2 separate regions of the Homo sapiens genome follow, and region 1 is linked to region 2. Evidence: chromatin contacts called from ENCODE Hi-C or POLR2A ChIA-PET data. All regions are on one chromosome and are shown on one strand. The core of a region is the stretch at or near the end of the contact, and the rest is flanking DNA. Distances in the headings are between cores, read along the strand shown.

Region 1 (5,920 bases), core at 1,359-3,858, 190 kb before region 2:
GTATGAGATTTGAGGTTATTTCCTAATTCTTCCCTTATACCTTGTTGAGTTGTTTGCATTCTTTGTAATGATAAAGTAATTAATCAAAGATAAAAATAAACACGCCCAATAACAGAGCATTGATTTAATACATTTTTTTTAGATCATCAATCTTGTAAGAGTCCTACTCTTAACAAGCCATTTTCACCAGAGTTCAGTCTTAAGAAATCTTGATTCTTTAATTTCTTTTTTTTTTTTTTTTTTTTTTTTTGAGACAGAGTCTCGCTCTGTCACCCAGGCTGGAGTGCAGTGGTACAATTTCGGCTCACTGCAACCTCGTACTCCCAGGATCAATTGATTCTCCTGCCTCAGCCTCCCAAGTAGCTGGGATTACAGGCATATGCCAACACTCCTGGCTAATTTTTTTGTATTTTTAATAGAGATGGGGTTTCACCATGTTGGCCAGGCTGGTTTCGAACTCCTGACCTCAGGTGATCCATCCTCCTCAGCGTCCCTAAATGCTAAGGTTGCAAGCGTGAGCCACCGCACCCAGCCTGATCCTTTAATTTCAAGATGGAAAATGTGATACTACATCATCAATATGCTTTTGTGCAAGCCACCAGATGTCACTAAAATGGCTTCTCTAGCATTATTATTGCCATGAAGAAATGTTTCCTCTCATTCTTCATATCTCAAACTCGTGAGAACCCTTTCTTTTAACAGCCAGACCACCGTCATGTGAGGGAAAAAAAAAACCCTCTTATCTTCACTGCCAATTTCTTCACCACAATATGCTAAAAACACGTAATCAACACAACCAACTTTTTATTAAAGTTTTTACTATTTTTTAAATAGTGAGTCAAAGTCAGGAAGCACATGGCTGAGTTGGACTGTTTTCTGTCAATAAATCATGTGGTTAATTGGACATCCAAAAAAAAGCCTCTTTTATTCAAGTAGCAATGTCCTTCTTTGTCACTTACTTATCTGTTGATAACCTTATTCCTGTTTATACCATGGTTCAGAAAATAATCACTAACCAAACAGAAGTTTTTTTCCATGTGATAAAAAGCTGCTGAGTGTTTTTCCTTCATATATCACCAGCTCCTAAAATCCAATTCAGAATCTACTCATCAGCCATCTTACCTAGCTTTAAGGTAAAAATACATTGCTCTAGATTATATGCCACTGATAAGCTTTTTCTAATTTTGCTTTCCCTCCATAGATATCACTTGTCAGTTATTTGGGACTGGTTTTACAGATTTCCTAATAATAGTGTGTCCAGTACTGATTTTTGCTAAGGAGTTAGACTTTGAATCGTGCTTTTGTACTTCTGGAATTGATAGTGATCAAACACACTCTCCCTAGCAAGTGGCGGACCACACAATGAAAAGTCGTTTTTGCAAAAACAGAACAGCAGCTGACTCTCATAACCAGGAAGGCTGAGGAGGGACTTCTGTCCAATAAGATCTAAAAGATCAGAAGATATAATCAGAACTCTGCCTTTCTCTCTCCACCTCTGGGCCATGCTTTCCTCAGAATTGACTTCATCCTCAATAAGCACTCTCCATGGGGCAGAAAATGAAACCACCAGCTACTCCAGACTCACACTTTCAAAAGAGTTTTGGTCCCAGTTAAAGGAGAAGGAAGTCTCCTGCACTATATCAAGCCCGAAAAGGGACTCTGATTGTCCAGCCTGGGTCAGAGCCTGCTTCTGTGGCTGGACAAAGAGAAATACATGATTGAAAGCCTCATCAGAATTATGTGCATTGGGAGAGGGGTAGTCCTCCAAAGAAAGATGTGCTGGTCAGACAAGAAAATAGCCGATGTTCACTAAAATCTCTTCTTCACCTTTAAAAATAAAACCCAACAATTTTGTATAGAAAATAATTATTTTAAAATAAAATAATTATTTCCTGTTGTTTTGGGAAAACTTTATGGGTTGATGAGGGTGATAGATGTAACATTTCACTGATACCATACCACTTGTTAAGAAATTATCCTAATAAACAACATGATGGATGAGAAGCAAATAATTGCCCAATCCTACAAGATCTTGCTCTCAAATATTTATGACTTTTTCCTCCTCCTCCCACTTTTATTTTTCTACCACTTGTGAGAAATCATGAAACTCAAAGATTTGTTTCTCCTAATACATAGATTCAAAATTAATATTCTCAATAGAATCAGCTTCACAATTTAGGATTTAAAAATTATTATGAGTTAAAAGTATCAATTTCATTATATTCATCACCACTTTTATCTTTTAATAAAAATTTTGAAGACTTTTTAACAATAAGACATTTAACAATAACGTAATTAATGTGAAATATTATTCAAAACAAACTATACTTTGTTAAGTGAATGTTATTTTAGGGAAAATGACTAAACACTTGTGGGACATTATGGCAGTTCTAAACTTGTTTGCAGATTCTTTGACATTCCTCCTATTGAGAAGAGGGGACATTTCTCCTATTTTCCCTCCCTTTGAACGTGTGCTTACCTTGTTGACTTACTTCTAACCCATATAGTGCAGGAGAAGCAATAGTGTGACTTATAAAAGCTGGGTCATAAAAGAATAATACAGCTTCAACCTTGTTTACTGAGATACTCTAATTCGGAGATCTGAGTCACCATACAAGAAGTTCAACTATCGTGCTTACGTCAGCAGCACATATACTAAAACTGAAAGAAGTTCAACTATCGTGAAGCACAATGCTGTGAGAAAGCCCAGGCCAAACGTAGAAGCCGTACATAGTATTCACAGCAGTAGTATCTTCATGTGAAATCTGAACCAATGGCCAGCATATGTAAAGATTCCTCCAGATGATACCAGCCCCATCCGTTGAGTCACCCCCAGTGGTCAGTGATCCCAGCTGAGGCCTCAGGCATCCTGGGGCAGAGATAAGCCATTTCTTTTGTTACCTGTTTAAATTTGCGATCCATGAAATTTCTAAACATCAAAAACTGATTGTTTTAAGAGGCTAAAGTTTAGAGTAATTTGCTAGGCAGCAATAGATAAGTGGAACAGATATGCCGAACTGTTAAGCATGTAATGGGTAAAATGACAGTAAAATTCTGTTGTGTACACATCAGCTGGGCAAAAACTGAACAGCCTAATGATATAACTATAGCAAAGACGTGGAGCAATCAAAAAAAGCTCTCATACGCTGCATTGGAAATGTAAATTGGTCAACCATTTTAAAAGGAAAACTTGGCAAAATCTAGTATTAATAACATTGCCTAAGCACATGTCCTGTGACCACATGTTTCACTTATAGAAATATAGCCTAGGAAAACTCATTTGTCTACTAGGAGATAGGTATTTAAAATGTTCTTTGCAAAATTATTTGTAGTAGCAAAAAATTGGAAGCAATCTAAGTAGCCATGGAAATGAAAATGAATAAATAAGTAGAGGTAAATTTACATGATTAAATTATATACAGGTGAGAAAATAATGAATTAGACCTACAAACATCAATATGGATAAACTTCAGAAGTATAATGCTGAATGGAAAAAAGATAATTGCAGAAAATTTTCTAAATATACAGTTTATGTAAAGTTTGATTTCTTATGAAATAAGACTATTATTATTACTATAATATTTAAGGATATACATATATGTAGCAGCATAGTGGTTAATTAATTGCAAAGATTATGAAGCCAAACTAACTGGGTTCAAATTGTACATGAACACCAACTGTGTGTCTGTGGAAGAGTTACTTAATCTCTATGGACTCTTCTCACCAGCAAAATGGACCAGCCTAACCAACGTGGTGAAACTCCGTCTCTACTAAAACCACAAAAATTAGCTGGGCCTGGGGGTGGATGCCTGTAATCCCAGCTACTCAGGAGGCTGAGACAGGAGAATCACTTGAACCCGGGAGGCGGAGGTTGCAGTGAGCCGATATCGCACCATTGCACTCCAGCCTGGGCGAAGAGAGTGAACTCCGTCTCAAAAAAAAAAAAAGGGAATAATAATAATAATAATAATTATACCTATCTTATAGAAGATATAAGAAGTTAGCATTTTTAAAGCTCTTGCAAGAGTGCCTGGAACATTAAAGTGCTCCTTTGGCTAATATTGTAAATTGAAAAATTAAAAGAAGTGCATGGAAATGATAAACACCAAATGAAGGGTAATGGTTACCTATAGGGTGGAGAAAAGAAAAGAAATGGAGATGAAACTCAGGAGCTGGGGGCACAGGAATTATCCTGTGTATTATTCTATTTTATTTTATTATTAGTGCTTCCTTTCTTAACCCGGATGACACATATAAGGATGTTAATTGTATTTGTGTACATTTCTGTGTACCTTAAATATTTCATAATAATTATTGAAAACAACAAGGACTATGAGATTTCTGGGAAAATCTTAACCAAATGATCATATTAAATCTAAAAAATGACACTTCTGGACTGAGACAATGTGGAAATGCTTCTATCAATAAATAAAAACATAGAAATGCTGGGCAAAACAGAACAACAGCTCAAATGCTCAGAAATTTTCAAAAAAAAAATAAAGAAAATTTCCAGGTGCTATAAGTGAAAGGGGTACTCAAAGCCATGGTGCAAGCCAAAGCTGATACTCTTGTGGTTCATGGAGATAGTGAAGTGGCTAGAAGCTCTAGGAACTGGCCATTGGAGTTTTATTGCCCACTAGGTCAAAAGATGTTGCCTTAGGCACACACAAAAAGAGTAACGGTGATGGATACTTGTGCATTAAACTTGCAGTCTAAAAACTGAATATCAATGAAAAGGGTACTAGAAGTATCCAACCTTCATCCTTGGCCAATGGCAGAAAAGAAGTTTGTCATTTGGTGGTAAAGGTAGGGAAAAAAAAAAAAAAAGTTCGAGAAATCACATCTCCAAGCCTGGAACTTACAGAAATATGGGATCAAATGTACAGTGTGAGACTTCAAGCAGAGCAATTGATATAGACACTTGTCTGGCTAGTTAAACCCCTTTGTCAGATACAAATGCAAATTCTTATGATGGTCATGCTTTCATAACCCAATATTTCGCCTGAAAAAATAAACCTAAAAACTGATGTTAAAAAACTTGCAAATCACATAAGGAAATCAACTATCATAAGGGAAAGTTGGCAAATATAAAAAAAAAAAAAAGGAAATCAGCACTCCAAAAATTTGAGGAAATAAAACAAAAAACAAAGTAATTTATCTTACTAAATTTTTAAAGGATGGAAGACTGGGAAAAGAACCAAATGGAAATTCTAGAAACAAAACATAACCATTGGGAAGTAAAACAGAAGACTATTGCGTAGCTACCTATACACAAATGAAGACAGATCTTGCAAACTGGAAAGAAATGAATAAACAACTCAAATGCAGCATAGAGAGGTTAAAAGTGTGTAAAATATAATAGTTTAAGAGACTTGTAGGATAAAATACTTTCTAGTCCTGCTGTTATGTTTTCACCTGAATTTCTTGTCCTTGAACTCCTGTTTCAAACCCACTATTTCTTACATTCTACATCTTTCACATATTTATATTGGTTGTTTTCCTCCAATCTCCAAGCAACTGTGTGAAAAGTTACCTCTCTCATTTTTTTTACATTGTTTCACCTTCTATTCACTTGCCTTTCCTTGATTCAGATTCCTAATATGGTTTTATTTGCCATTTACATTTTTTCTACTAATTGTTTATGTTCTTTGTTCTAATTTGTGTTTGGGTTGTCTTTCGCAAGAGCTATTTTATGTATACCAGAGAGTAATCTTTTGTAGTACATATTGCAACATTTTTTCCAGAATATTATTTATTTTTAAATTTTGTTAGTGGAGCATTTTGCTTCATAAATTTTAAATTTATGGTTTAAGACAGATCTAGTGGTGATGAATGCTTTTAGCTTTTGTTTATCTGCAAAAGCCTTTATTTTTCCGTCATTTCTGAAGAACAGGTTTGCCAGGTAAAGAATTCTTGGTTG
Region 2 (5,820 bases), core at 860-3,359:
AGTTTTTAATTAATGAATAAAGAGATAATTGCCCCCAGTGAGATAGTAATATTTTACTATGAATTTAATGCTCACCGATAAACAAAATACCTTCAGTTCAAGAAAGAATGTGGGCCGGGCATGGTGGCTCACACCTGTAATCCCAGCACTTTGGGAGGCCAAGGTAGGTGGATCACTTGAGGTCAGGAGTTGGCCTGGCCAGCATGGTGAAACCCTGTCTCTACTAAAAATACAAAAAAATGAGGCAGGCGTGGTGGTGCATGCCTGTAATTTCAGCTACTCAGGAGGCTGAGGCAGAAGAATCGCTTGAACCCAGGCGGCAGAGGTTGCAGTGAGCTGAGATCGAGCCACTGCACTCCAGCCTGGTTGAGAGGGAGACTCACCTCAAAAAACAAAAAGAAAAAAAATGTGGTCCATATTCAATATTCATTTAATTCTTACAATACCTCTTATGTAGGAGTTCCGATAATGATCAGAAGGCTAGAGATAGCTACTATTTACTAAGTACTTATTATGTGCCAAGCACCATGCTAAGTATATATAAAAACTCATTTACATATATTTACATATATTAATTCATTTAAACCCTACAGTAAGCTGGAAGATAGGTATTTCTGTCTTCATTTTCACGAGGAAATCAAGGCTGGGAAAGGTTAAATGACTTGTCTAAGTGCTCAAAGCTGATTAATGGAAGAGCTGGGATTCAAACACAGTATGTCTAGTTCCCAGTCTAGATATTTTTCACTGTACTTCAGCTTTTTGTCAGGTATGATACCACAGTTGTCCTGTAGGATTTAATTAAAATACCTGGAATTCCCCAACTTATACCTTTCCTAAGTACTCCAAAAATATAAAATATAATTATGAAGGAGCTATCCCAAGATGATACTGAAAACACTTACAAGTGGGCAGATGGACTTGGTTGCCTCTTAACGGTAGAAATAGTTTTGCCTTATTTACCTGACATTACATTGCGTGGTCTCAGATTTGGATAGCAATAATAATTTTTAAGATGGATGATTATTTAGGATTAGGGATATGTCTGTAGCCATAGTATCGAGTAACCCTGAACCTCACAGGAATTAAACTTATTACTTGGAATTCATTAGCACCTCACTCTTAACCTCTGAGTTAACTAGCCACAGATCAAATAGATCAAATTGCACTTTATAATGGAATAATATATTATTAAAAATGAAAGCCATTCCATTTGTTTATTAAAAATTCATTACTTAAAAAAAAGGCCTAATGTCACATGTTAAATTATTTGTTGTCATTTGGAAAAAGAGAAAGATTTACTTAAAAAGAACGAGTCAGCCATTTTAGATCCTGAGTGAATAAAATGCATGTTTCTTTGGTGCCAACTAGATTTCCCCTTATTCATCTATTTCTCTTAAAATGCTTGTAGAAATATTTTGATGCAATGCTTCCATTCAGGGTACAAAGGAGATGAAAGAAAAATACTCTGGCAGAGTATTTAATCAGGTATATTATTAGATAAGGATAGCTTTAGTTAAAGCAGCATCTACAGATTAGAATTCCTTCTTTTTAAAATGTTCATGGAAAATAAGTGATATAAACTTCTCTTCACCAAATAAGAATTTTAGGAAATAAAAGATTATCAAAAGAGTCCTGGATTCTTTATTATTTCTGCCTGTAAGCTATTATTATTCTGTAAGTGGGGAAATTACTATAAACTGTCATACTTTCAGAAAGAATTGTCTTCACCTAAACACCTCCTTTATGTGTATAATTATAATATCTCTTATATATGTGTGTATATATATCTTACATATATATAAATATGTGGATTTAGCTACATACACACATATATACATATGTACACATAGGGTATATATGTACTATATATGCCTCTATAGCTTATATATGTCTGAATGTATATGAGCTAAGCTAGGTCTTTTGTGTAAATTATTATATAGACATTTCTTGATATTTCAAGATGCTTCCAAATCCATTTTATAATTTCCTCATCATAAAAGTGTGAGATGTTTATAAGAGAAGAAATCATGGTACAAAGAGTTAAGTTAAACGTTCTGTCCGAGATCACAGAGCAGAAGCCAGATGAGAGCCCGGTTGCCCGATGCTCCCTGTTGACGATGCTGCCACCCTCGCTTGATAGGCTTTGCTCCAGCTGAGTCTGAGAAGGACACCATGTCCCCATTTCAATTTCCTTGAATCAATTCACTCAAACAAAAGGTCACTTTAGACAGAAATCCAGTTTGACTGATTTCTCTCACTGTATTGACTAGTTTAAATAAAATGAGCAAATCAGTGTCTTTATTTCTGTGTCACACAGACATAGCCCATATACTAACCAGGTGCTGTAACACCAGCCTCCACGACACATTTAAAACCCTGTCTTCTGAATTAAATACCTTTCTCTCAAATTAGAAAGTGACTAAAAGGCAGGACAGAAAAAAAAAAAAAAAGATAGCTGATGACCCCTTCCTAAGCAAACATTTTTCAAATACAAAGGCTAAAAAAAAAAAGCTGTGTTTAAAAATTGCAACCACCAGGGAGCAAATGTATCGATCGTGTCATTATTTTTTTCCTCCTCGTTGCTAGGATGTGGTCTATATTAAAAGACAGTTGTTGCCTTGGTGAAAATCTTCCCGGAGCAAAGTGATAGTGCTCCCCCTGCTGACCAAGAAGTCCAGGATATTGTTTTCTTGTTTTGCTTTGTTTTGCTTTTTTTCAGTTTAAAACAAAATGAAAAGGGCAATTAGACATCTTTAGCAAATAACTTTGGGCTTTACCTGCAAAACTGTATTGCATTGCAAGAATATCAGAAACTTACTGAAATGATGCCTGAAATGTTCTTTCCTGCTACATATGAGACAAAAAGCAAATTCTGACCATGTGCCACTGCTTGAGGTTGTCTTTGTTTCTTCTCTCTCTCCTGCTCTTTTTTTTTTTTTTTTTTAAGAGTCTTGCTCTGTCGCCCAGGCTGGAGTACAGTAGCATGGTAGCATGATCTCGGCTTACTGCAACCTCAGTCTCCCGGGTTCAAGCAATTCTCCTGCCTCAGCCTCCCAAGTAGCTGGAACTACAGGTGTGCACCACCAGGCCCAGCTAATTTTTGTATTTTTAGTAGAGGCAGGGTTTCACCACGTTGGCCAGGCTTGTCTTGAACTCCTCACCTCAAGTCATCCACCCACCTTAGCCTCCCAAAGTGCTGAGATTACAGGCATGAGCCACCGCGCCCAGCCTGTTTTTTCTAACTCAGGGTGGGCCTGGTGACTCAGATCCTTCTCACCTTACTAATTATTTTGGGATGCCACTGAATTTTTGTAAAGGCCCAGGACAGGAAATTGCTTATAATATTAACTAGTGACTTTTACTAAGCACTAGTTACTTGTAATGAAGGAAAAGGAGAAAGAGAGAGAATTCCACAGAGGTCTTAAGTGTCTTGCACCTCAGGTTTTATTGAATGCATCTAACATTAAAGCTGAGAAGTGGTAGGAGTGGCCTGGTCAGCTTGTGGTGGGGCAGGTGAGCCCCACCGAATGTGAGGTGCCTGCAATTTATCCAGTTAGCTATTAGCAGAGGGAGTAGAGTTCAGGAGAAAGACTGGGGCATGGAGTTACCAATTTTTAAGTCATCAACCTATATGTTACAGTTGAAATCATGAGTATGCATGAGATCATCCTAAGAAAGAATGTAGAAAATGAAAAGACGATTGAGCATAGAAACTTGGGGAACATCACCAGCACTTGAAGAATAGGCAGAAGAGGAACCATTAATGGAAAAGTGAAACAGAAAGCTTAGAGATTTTGGAGAAAAACTAAGAGAAATTATTATTGGATTGAAGTCAAAGGAGAAGAAAATTTCAAGAAAGAAGTCAACAGTGTTAAAAACCAAAGACATGCCAAGAAGGATGAGAACTTCAAGAAACCACTGGCTTTGTTAAGAGGACCCTGGTCACCCCAAGAGAGTTTCAGTATGGTAGTGTGAAAATTGGGTGAAAGCCCAATTTTAGTGGCTCTTTAAATGATAAATGAGAAAGTGAAAGTAATGAGGACAAACGACACAATGAAGACATTTGGCAATAATCAAGAGAAGCAAGGTAGCACCCCGATGAGAGACTGACTGACTTGAACATGTTTGAAGGTTAATGAGGAAGAGCCAATGAAGAGGGAGAGACAAACAAGAGAAGAAATTATTGGTTCTACCAGATTCAAGAGAAGCTGGGAGGGAGGAAAGGAACAAGAGCACTAATTGAGTTTGGAAAAGAGTAAGAATACATTTTCTTCTTGGACAACTAGGAAGTAGGAAAGGAGGTACACGTGACTTTTGAATGGTGGAGGATGATTTTAGGAAGATAGCATGGAGATGAGGGCAAAGAGAGACAAAGATTGCATGCTACAGCAGTTGTTATTGAAGGAAAGGAAGATCAAACCAACTAAAAATGTGTAAAAGCTTCTCGAGGCAGTATAAAGGGAACAGTAAAACAAGAAATATAAAACTAAAAGAGATGAACATTGGTGTGGTTGAGCACTTTTCTCCAGCAGCAACAGGTAAACCAAAGGTGAGAGAAAAAAAAAACTAGTAATTGGGTAGATTCAGAGTTATAGATTGCCATGGCCAATGGAGCAGACAAAAGAGCAGTATCCTGGTGAGATGGCAGCAGTGAATGTTTGGCTGTGGCATACAGGAGGAACATGAAAGGAAATAAAGTCATCATGGAGAGAAAGGATGGGCTGAAGGGGGAAGGGTGAGGTTGACAGTTTTTGACACTAAGATGGGATCCAGAGAACAGAGAGGCTGAAGGGACTGAAATGCTGATTCAATGGGAGACTGAAAGAGCTGAAGTCTGGAAGGGGTTTTGAGAATTCAGGATGGCTAGGAAGGCCTATAGGTTGCTGAAGGGGATGTTCAGGAGCACTCTGAGGCAGAGTGAATAAAGAGCCTGATGCCCTAACCCTTGTAGAATGTGGGAAGATGAACCTAAATATCAGGTTACAATGACTGTAAGAGGGGAATAGGCTCCAATTTTTTAAGCCCCTACTATGTACCTGGCATACTGTGGGAGTAATCGGCACATTAACTCATTCAATTCTCATTTATTTGTTGCCCCCACGTGAGAAGTCAGTATTATTCCCATTTTACAGAAGATGAAACTGAAGCTCAGAAAGATTAAGTTATTCTTTTCCCAAGGTCACTCAGCTAGTAAATGACAAAGGTAGAATGATAATGTTCCCCAGGCTGTAAGCTCCATACTGTGTAGTTCAGTCTTGTGTCCTTAGCAGCAAACAATGCCAAGCACATTTTAGGAGCCTAAAAAATTTTTCAAGAAAGAAAGGGAAGAAGGAAGAAAAATAAATCATAAATTATTGACAAAAAAAATGAATAGAGGAAGGAAGGAAGGACTTGACAGCCCACATGCTTTCTTCTATATTCCCTTGCCTTCTCAAAATATATGGTCTAACAGGATGGCAAAATTTAATTACCAGCTGTAAAACATGAAGAAGTCCTCCAATTGCTCCCTTCTTCTTCCCCCACCATTCACATAGATTTTATTTTTAAATCAGAGCCTAAGCTAAATTAAGATTTCTACATCAAGCCTTCCTGGTTATCTTCTATCTGTCCTAAATTGTCATATGGAGCACGTAAATAAAACAATCTGTTCTTCTCTAACATGGACCTTTCCAGAAACTATCACAACTACCAGTTTCATGCCAATCCTCCCTCTGCTTCCACTAAAGTAATGCAAATGCATCTAGATGTCTCTGAGGACAGAAACAATTGATATGAAAGAAAATTCAGCTGGATTTTGCTGGTCAAAAGCTGAAGTGAGAA

Evidence for each region. A loop is a pair of places that touch in the nucleus more often than their neighbours do. ChIA-PET counts read pairs that join two places held with the same protein, here RNA polymerase II (POLR2A). Pooled maps may share reads with other maps.
Region 1: a map of PC-3 shows a loop between it and region 2 (6-fold over the local background). The contact joins two enhancer-like sites. A Hi-C loop is called at or near these places in 12 of 168 maps with a recorded cell type or tissue (Calu3, GM12878, HCT116 and 8 more) and 14 of 50 pooled maps. POLR2A ChIA-PET finds 5 or more read pairs at or near these places in 1 of 52 experiments (Panc1).

The regions. Positions count from the first base shown.
Region 1 is chr1:84,244,948-84,250,867 of GRCh38, forward strand. No RefSeq gene overlaps it. Among named protein-coding and RNA genes, the nearest start is that of SAMD13, 54 kb to the right of the region's middle. Within about 2 kb of position 2,609, at least 6 of the 41 ENCODE cell types and tissues checked have a DNase peak (open chromatin) inside an H3K27ac peak, as active enhancers do; they include HCT116 and PC-3, where a contact is called at or near this core.
Region 2 is chr1:84,431,327-84,437,146 of GRCh38, forward strand. No RefSeq gene overlaps it. Among named protein-coding and RNA genes, the nearest start is that of DNASE2B, 36 kb to the left of the region's middle. Within about 2 kb of position 2,110, at least 12 of the 41 ENCODE cell types and tissues checked have a DNase peak (open chromatin) inside an H3K27ac peak, as active enhancers do; they include HCT116 and PC-3, where a contact is called at or near this core.